Linked DNA regions of Homo sapiens: region 2 is linked to region 1. The links are chromatin loops, found by intact Hi-C in ENCODE. Cell type or tissue: Calu3. All regions are shown on one strand. Links, peaks and the distances in the headings refer to the core of each region. The heading gives the core; the rest is flanking DNA.

Evidence for each region. Hi-C counts contacts between places; a loop is a spot of excess contacts. Peaks named below come from ENCODE experiments on the same cell type or tissue, not always from the same donor. Only the 100,000 strongest peaks of a DNase experiment are listed, where the experiment ranks them.
Region 2: it touches region 1 in a loop (1.8-fold over the local background); 1 of 110 quality-filtered maps calls a loop at or near these places.

Annotation. Positions count from the first base shown.
Region 1 is chr2:176,322,877-176,327,283 of GRCh38, forward strand. It overlaps MTX2 (metaxin 2), which reads left to right. Exons shown (of 10, transcript NM_006554.5): 4 at 516-588; 5 at 3,949-4,025. Among named protein-coding and RNA genes, the nearest start is that of MTX2, 56 kb to the left of the region's middle. In Calu3, for the core only: no CTCF peak of the experiment used is centred there; no DNase peak of the experiment used is centred there.
Region 2 is chr2:176,581,251-176,585,657 of GRCh38, forward strand. LOC124907910 (a long non-coding RNA gene) reads left to right here and starts at 4,299. Exons shown (of 2, transcript XR_007087314.1): 1 at 4,299-4,407. In Calu3, for the core only: no CTCF peak of the experiment used is centred there; DNase peaks (open chromatin) are centred at 1,831, 2,471 and 3,331.

The DNA of each region.
Region 1 (4,407 bases), core at 205-4,204:
TTTAAAAAGTGAATTCGTGAGCACAGAAACTACATGTTGGAATATAGGGTATTACTGGAGAGAACTTTGAGGTAGCAGAGATAGTATTTTGAGTTTTCCTCTAAAATGAGGAAGATGATGATCCTATAGAAAATAGTGGAATGAAGCAATTAATAGCTTATAAAATTTGGACTTTAGTCATCTACTTAAGAAAATTAAAGCTATATATATAGTATTGCTGGTTTACATAAACTAATACAGTAACATAAATGTGGATAATTTACATTTTATTCCTTAGGTATACATACATACTTTAAGTTTCATGTATTTACTGATGTCTAAATCATACTGATTTTTAAGTAGTGACATGACATTTTTGTTTGGAAAACAAATCCTTCACTTTAAATTGGTTCATTGTTTTCTATTAGAGTTTTGTAGTATGAAACTATTCAGTTTAGAAAAGAAATGCATACAAATTTCTGTTCAAATATGCATATGCTTTTTACTGGGCTTATTGTATGTATCTTGATTTACAGGCCTTTTTGCAAATGTGTAACTTGCCTATCAAAGTAGTTTGTAGGGCAAATGCAGAATATATGTCTCCATCTGGTAAGTGTGTTTTTTTTTCTTCTCTGTTAATATTATGGAGTGATAAAATTATAGTGATAGTCCAGTTTGTATCTACATGTTAAAATGCCTGATTTTTTTTGTTTACCCTTTGAAGAATCTTTCCATGGTTTTAGAAAGTAACAATTGCAAATTTGACAATCTTGGGGTTGGCATATCTATTCATTTCAACTGTGATCAGAGATGGTTACTGACGTGTGGAAATGGTTTTAATAGTAAGGGAATTGTTTTAAATAGTAAATGTTAAGGAAATACATGATCTCAGATTTCCCTAGTCTTAATGTACATAAGACTTTCCTGTTGAGAAAACAAATTTTAGTAATAATGAATCCATTTATTATTCCACACATCTTTCTTAATTATATTCTCCCATAATACAGCTGGAAGAAGAGAGATTGTAGAAAAATTAATTTGTCGTTAGATCTTGAAGTCATCACTGAATGTTTTTGGTTTCTAATTATTTTTTCTAATGCTTAATTTTAACAGGTTTTGAGATGCTTTAGCTTCCTATTTTTTAAAATCAGTATTATCTTTATGTCAGTAGATTAAATTACTGTTTTAAATAAATAATTCAAAATTTTTAATATAAAAATGTGCTACAAAGCTGATAAATAAATGTTATATATAATTATCATGGATGATTATTGTAATTATGGTTTTGTTGGAGCAATAATACGTAGAATTACTCCTTTTTGAATAAATTATTAAGTATAACTGATTGGTATAAGTGTGTAACATTGCTTTTTAGGGAGACATTTTTCATTTTGATATGATAATTTAGGAGTGACTTGTGTTAAATTTTTTTTTTCCACCTTAAGTTTTTAAGGGTGGTAGAAATTGTTAAAAGGTATGAAGACACCCCTTCTGTACATAATGTTCTTTTATATAAATACCTGGTTTTAGAGGTTTATGAATATACATTTAGAAAACATTTCCATAAAATAATTTCTAGGCTTGTAAATGTAAACATATTTTAGATTCTTGGAGGGCATTCATTGACTCATTTTTGTGTTGGTTTTATACGTAGATTTTAGGAACTACAGAGTTCTGGTGAAATAAGTTATGTTGTGTTTTGTCCATCCTTTTCCTCTATGTAGTCATACAAACAGTTTGTATATTTATGTAAAAAGGTTAGAAGGTTAGTAATCTAATGCTAAAGTTCAGATCTTTGGCAAGTGAGATATCAATATAGTTTATCTACCTGTTTCCTAAAATTACTATACTTAGTGTCATTTAGGTAGATACCTATTTTCTTTTTATTAGATTGCGCGAAAGACAAACATAAATATTCTAGAGACATACAAAAATATACATTCTTTCATAGGAGTCTCCTATAGGTAGATGAAAATGGCACTTTCTACTAAGATATTTAAACTTTATCATATCTCAGATTGGTATTCTCTTTCATTTAATGATTTGAGGTGATAGGGAAATGTTTTTTATTGTATTTGCTTCTTTGATCTTGCGGTAGATTTTTAAAGCAGAGAGCATGGACTAGTCAGAAGACCAGTTGACTTAAACTCTTATTTCCTAAAGAGTTAGGAAATCTTTAACTAATCCTTCTGTGACTTTGTCACATATTAACTATTTCCTTGAGAAATTTCACTTCTCTGAGCCTCAGTGACTTCATCTGTAATATAAGGTAGCCGGATTAGATGACATCCAAGGTCCTATTTCTTGCATTCTTTGAATCTGCCAACTTGTTTGGCAACATATTCTTGCTTTCTTTAGAATAAAAATTTTAAAAGTGATTATTCTGTCTAAGACGGTAAACAAAGCCCTCAGTTTTCTTATATGACCTTTGATTCGCACCAGAAAATAACTGTCTTACTGTGTTTTTGCCTGATACCTGCAATAATAAGGATATAACATTGGCTCCATTTTCATTAAGCAGGCTAGTGACAGAAAACATTATTCACTTCTAATTTGTTGTGTTTGTTTTTATATATCTCTTTATATTTAGAGATATATAAGATTAATACTCAGTTGACTATCCACACTTCTTTTTGCTTCAGAATTGACAACGCTCAATGTATTTTTAAGAAAAGAAAAAAAATACAAACCCTTTTTTCCAAGAACCTGAAACTGGTCATTAAAAACAAGGAATATGCTTTGCTCTAAAAATATTATACCCCCAAATACTGTTTGTCTAGGTACTAAATAGTTTTCATTCTCAGATCATTTGATCTCAGGGGACCTGTAATAATTCTGGTAGTATAGTAGTTACAAAGATTTTATCCCGAGTTAAGAAAACAATGTGGCCTAATGCTTAACCAGATAAAAAAATTTTTTTTTGCAAGATTTATAAAGCAGTAGAAGGAAGGAATGCAGAATTGGCAACAGGGAAATATCTTCTCAATACATCTATTGAGTTGTTGTGTTCCAAAAGGCCTGCCTTTTCTTTGTAATGCATGTTGTCCTATGGATGCAGTTGAAGCTTTTGTTAGGCCTCTGTACTTCATCCATTACCCCCAGGCTGACGGAGCCAGAGAGGAGTGAATCTATTGAAAAGGAACAGGAAGAAGCCTGCTGTTAGTGTGAACTCTATTTGAACTAGGTGTGACAGCAGGTTTCATTCTTTAGCATTTGGAGTAGACCCTTCTTGCTATTTGGAGATTATTTTGTTCTCTCATCTCTAATAATTCCAAGTATTAGTATTTGTTAAAGTGAAATATTTCTTTTTTAATGTGACATTTATCTATAGAAGCTAGTTTTTATAAACATACTATTATTTTTTCCCACATGTTGGGAACATACTCTGTATTACAACTCACCAACTAGCATGCCTTCAAAGATTGTTAATTCTTTTAATTCTTGCTATTTTGAGTTAAAGAGATTTATTGATATACAATTACTTGCTTAAAATGTTGATCTCAATGGGTATCAAAGACTTAAAAGATGTAAAAAGGTTTTTTAAATGTAGTTTACAATATAGATTGATTCACTGTACTCTGAAAAGAAAGCTTACATTTCTTTGAAATATATCAGTGGTCATGTACCAGTGTCCTGGCTTGGTTCATGTAATTTGGATAATTAGTGTTTGCTGCTATATGGTGATATGTTTGTGTTGGCTCTGAAAAGAGAATGTTATGTGATCTGTTATTATATCTAAGTGAGAACTCTAGAAATGAATTTACCTGTTCTTTTTTTCTAAAGTTGGTTAGTAATCAGTTTAAAAACTTACAGAATTTAATATACACATCTGACAAAAATTTTCAAAAGTTACAGTTTTATGAAATCCCTATTTATAAATACCTGAGTTTTGTGTTAATTTTTTTTAATTATCACAAACTTTAACATACTGGAAGTATTTTTATAAATACTTTTTTTTTCTCTCAACAGGTAAAGTACCTTTTATTCATGTGGGAAATCAAGTAGTATCAGAACTTGGTCCAATAGTCCAATTTGTTAAAGCCAAGGTAATAAAAAGATATTAAATGTATTTGATCAGTTACCAAGTCATTCATCATTCTTTAATGTGTCTTAACATTTACATTGATTTCAACCTAGTTTTATAAAATGCCAATGCAAACTACTGGAAAATATTTCTGAAGTGTAAGTTAGTATTTTTTCATGATATAATGGCAAAAGAGGTAGCTTTTTTTCCTCTATTAATGTCAAATTTATTAAAGGTATGTAATTTTAATATCTAGTCTAAAGAGATGGTTTGATCTTTACAAAATGGTAGATAATTTTCTAACTTATGCTTACTACAACTGTGGTCATAAATGAAAAACTATTAGGTTTTGAAGTGTCTGGCTGACCTTTGAAAAGGGAGATACAGGATTTGTTTGAAGTTGA
Region 2 (4,407 bases), core at 228-4,227, 260 kb after region 1:
TCTTTCTAAGAGAGATTGACATATAGCTAAATTTTTAAAATTGATCCACTTTTTGTCATATGGACACTATTTTGTTATGGTTATCCTACAATTCATGAGCCAATTTGCAGCACAAATCTCAGATGATATAAGTGAATTATTCACATTTCACAGTGGTAACATAGTAGTTTTTCATTTCCCATGTCAGTTAAAATATCTCCTATATTCTATGTTATGTATTTTTAAAAAACCTAGGAACATGCACATATTCTCTGTTTTGGAATATGTTTGAGAACTTGGCACCATGAACAATGTGTTTGCGAGAAAGAACTGAACCAAGTAAATTTCACATAACCTGGTATTCTCTATTCCAGGAGCTCAGAAATGTCATTCTGACTGATAGGAAGATCCTAATGTCAGTAGCCTCCTGATTTGGTTTAATCGGAGCCTCAGCTCATCAGTTAATTTCACTGTGTCTGATCTTTCATTCGTAAAATGAGAGATAACCTATCTGACAGCCAGATAAAGAGGAATAAAGTTTGCAAAGCACTTAAGACATCTACAGAATGAATTGAAGAGAAAAAGATAATAATCCACTCGGATTATTCTTTGATGACATGGCAGATTGGCCTGGTGACATAATTTATAGGCCTCTTTCTTTGTCCACAAAAGGACCTTAGGCTCTGTGAATATGTTTCCTTGGAACTCTACTAATTTTTGGCATGTATCAGGCCCTGACCATGACCTAGATTTTGAGCAGAAGATCAAATGAAGCCAGACTAGACCACTAAAATTCTCCTGCATCATTTTTTCCGCTTATACTAGAGCACATACATATTTAAAAGAGAAAAACATGAAAAAAGGCATCTCTAAATCAAAACTACATTTGAAAACTTTGTCCAGGAATCCTTGCAGATGGGCACCAAAAGTCAACAAGACAAGCTGTCTTTTTGTAAGACAGCTTATAAAATATCCATGGGAAAATGTGTACATTGTAATTCTACAAAAAGGGATCTTATAGAAAAGTCAGGCACATAAGTATGGATTTCCAAAGTATGAATGTCAGTAAGTAAAAGACTGCAAGAATTCTAGAAGTTTCTAATTCGGTTTCTGATTGTGGAATTTGCCTTTGCCTGGAACAAGAAGCCCAGCTGTTTTACGATAGGGTCTTTTGCCTCCTAGCAACACAACAGACAATGTGTGCCTTAAATAGCAAGGCTGTTTTCAAGGACTACATCTCTTGGTTGTCTGCAGTTTCAATAATATTTTCTGGAGTTATAATTCATGTTGCATAGCAGTTATTTCTTTTATTGTTTGTTTACTCAAAATTTTGACCTAGCAATAAATTCTTATGGATTTTATTTTTTGATGCATTAAGTTTAATTGGAGCACAGGACTTCCATTTTGGGGTTCTGGTATTCTTTAAAAACATCATTGGTCTTTAAACTGAAAGGTTTGATGGAATATTAAATTTGATGAATCATAGCAAGTGTCTGTGTTTGTTAGCTTTTATAGACCATATTATTCATTAATAAAGTCACACTACATTGCCTTGAGTGGGTTCTAAAAGGTTAATGACTTGATGCAGGCTGGTGTGCTTACTGTTTGAGGGTGGCTTGTGGCAAACTTAGTTCACTTTAAAATTGGAATACAAAATAAAGATTATAATTTTAATCTCAAAGTCCAGAAATTTATTGGTCTCCTTCCTCTTTTCCTCCTCCTTTCTCTTCTTCAACCATCACCAAAAATCTTGCTCATTCAGATGTATGTGGTTTGAAGCCACTGGCTAGTTAGCTTCAAGATAACTCTGGAGGGGCAGTAGCATCACCAGAGAAGTCATCCTCCCTCCTGGCTGCTCCTACAGTGACCCTCCAGCAAGCAGACGCTGACTCAACTATGAATCACCCATTTTGAAACAAGAGCTGTTATTTGAGAAGTATACTGTTAACTGTTTGATTTTTTTTCCTTGGAGGCTCTGTTTTGGAAGACAAAATATTTGCAACCTTCAAATAAGAATAACTTATATAGCACCAATTACAAGATCACCTGTGTAAAGGAATCCATTGCATATTTGTTGACTGACTGAAATCAAGACTCAAGGAGGCACGTTCTCCTGTTCTGTGGTTAGAAGCATTTGGAGTAATTATTACATTTGGATTGTTTACCCCAGAGATTTTCTGAGTCAAACTTTTATGTGTCAGAAACAGTATTAATTTAAGCCAGACTGGGATTGTGTGGTTGCTTAAAAAAATAGCTAAATTGTTCAATTCCTTAATATTAAGTAAAGGCTCTACAGATACTTAACGAAAATCCATGAAATCTATATCCTTCTCAGAGGAAACCTTCTCTTGACAAAGTCAAGTGTGAGGGTAAATTTATCTTAAAAAGAGACTCGTCCAGTGCCTTGATTCTGTTGGGAGTTGTTAGTAAAATAAATGACTCAAATTGGTTTTGTGTGAGAAACAAATCAAAGCATTACCGGGGCGTGCCGGGCTGACCTGCAGTAGCTTAACCATTTCCTGAGCAATGAGAAGCTGCTAGATTGGATGGGTGATAGTTCCCGTGCTAGTCATTGTGGAGAGAAAAATAAAAGTTCATAAAAAACAGGCCACCAAGGGTTATATGGCTGCAATTGTTTCCAGGCTGAAACAATTTCGTATCTGTTTGTTATTGTCAGTATCTTGTTATATTGTTCTTTCAGAATCAATAAAAGCTAAACTCCCTCCATGGTTTTACTACTAAACTTTCCTGGAAGGATGTGTAACACTGAAAGTCAAGAATGGCAAAATAGGCAAGTAAGCAGAATGAATGATGATGAGTAAAATGTAAACCCACTTTAGTTAACAACTTTTTTTCTGAAAGTTTTTCTACTAATATAAAACATATGGAAAGATTCTTGGTGTTTTTGTTTTCATTTTTGTATTAATGTGTGAGGTAATTTTTTTTCTTCAGAGGAAAGAAAAGAGCAAACACACATAGTAGCAATATTTTTATTTTTATTAAGAAAGGCTATTTTCAGAGGATTCTTTATTCTCAATTTTTCCACACTTCTCAGAGTCCCTTGCTGGCAGTCACTGTTGCGGGAGGTTGAATTTATCCTGTTTAATAGTAGTTGTTATATTGAATGAGAAGGCGGTTTTATTAAAACTAGTTTAACAAGCATAATCATTTGCATTTTTCCCCTGCTCTATGTTACTCATCCATATCTATTTACGGCTGAGCACAATAGTCACTCTTAAGTATTTAATGCTTCTTGATGATTGGAATTCCCAGAAATAACTCACCAGCATTGGAGTCCAAGGCTGGACACAGTTCTGCTGAAGTTGTGGTGTGCTGGTAAATATTTAACAGCCAGTTCCTGGGAGTCGGGATAGGGAGGGAAGCATTTGCCAGTGTTCAAGGTGTAAATACTCACATCATAGCAGATTTGAAACTACCAACCTTCTATTGCTGAGTAAGGCATTGGGAAGACAGGTACACATTGGCTCTTGCCAGCCAGTTGTGAGTTGGCTTGAGTATGTTACTGTAGACTCTCCACCAAGTTAAGTGATTATGATTCTATGATTATTTAACAGATTGGAAAAGGAGAACTCTGTTGGTTTTATTATTTTTTTTTACCTAAAAGTTATGAAAACAATTGTATCTAAATATTGTCCTTGGATATCAATATGTGCTGACCTTACCCAAGCACTGTGAGAAACTAGTTCTCGCACATTTCTTTTTCTAAAAATTCTTGGTTGTAACAGAATGTCTAGGTAAAAAATTTCTCTCCGTGGGGAAAAATAGAAGAGTAAATTATTATTTTTTCCCAGCTTTATTGAAGTATGATTGATAAATAAAAATTGTACTCATTTAGGGGATGTAATATGATGTTTTGATATATGTATACATTGTGAAATAATTACCACAATCAAGCTAATTAACACATACATAATCTTCCATCATTACCTTTTGTGTGTGTCTGTGTCTGTGTGTGTGTGTGATGAGAAAACTGGAAAATCTACTCTCAGCAAATTTCAAATATATAATATATTATTATTAACTATAGTCAACAAGCTATACATTAAGTTTCCAATACTTAACTCACCTTACAGCTGAAGGCTTGTACCCTTTGACCAATATCTTCCCAGTCCCTCCACCCCTCAGCCCCTGGTAGTGAACATTCTACTTTCTGCTACTAGAAGTTTGACTTTTTTTTTTTTTTTTTTAGATTCCACATATAAGTGAAATCATCTGGTATTTGTCTTTCTGTGCCTGGCTTATTTCACGTAGCATAATGTCCTCAAAGTTCATCCATGTTGTTGCAAATGGCAGGATTTCCTTCTTTTTTTCAGGTTGAGTAATAGTAGAATGGTAAATTGTAGTGGGTGATCCAGCTCTATAATTTTAAAAAGTTTATTTTTTAAGATATGGTCTCATTACTGAAAT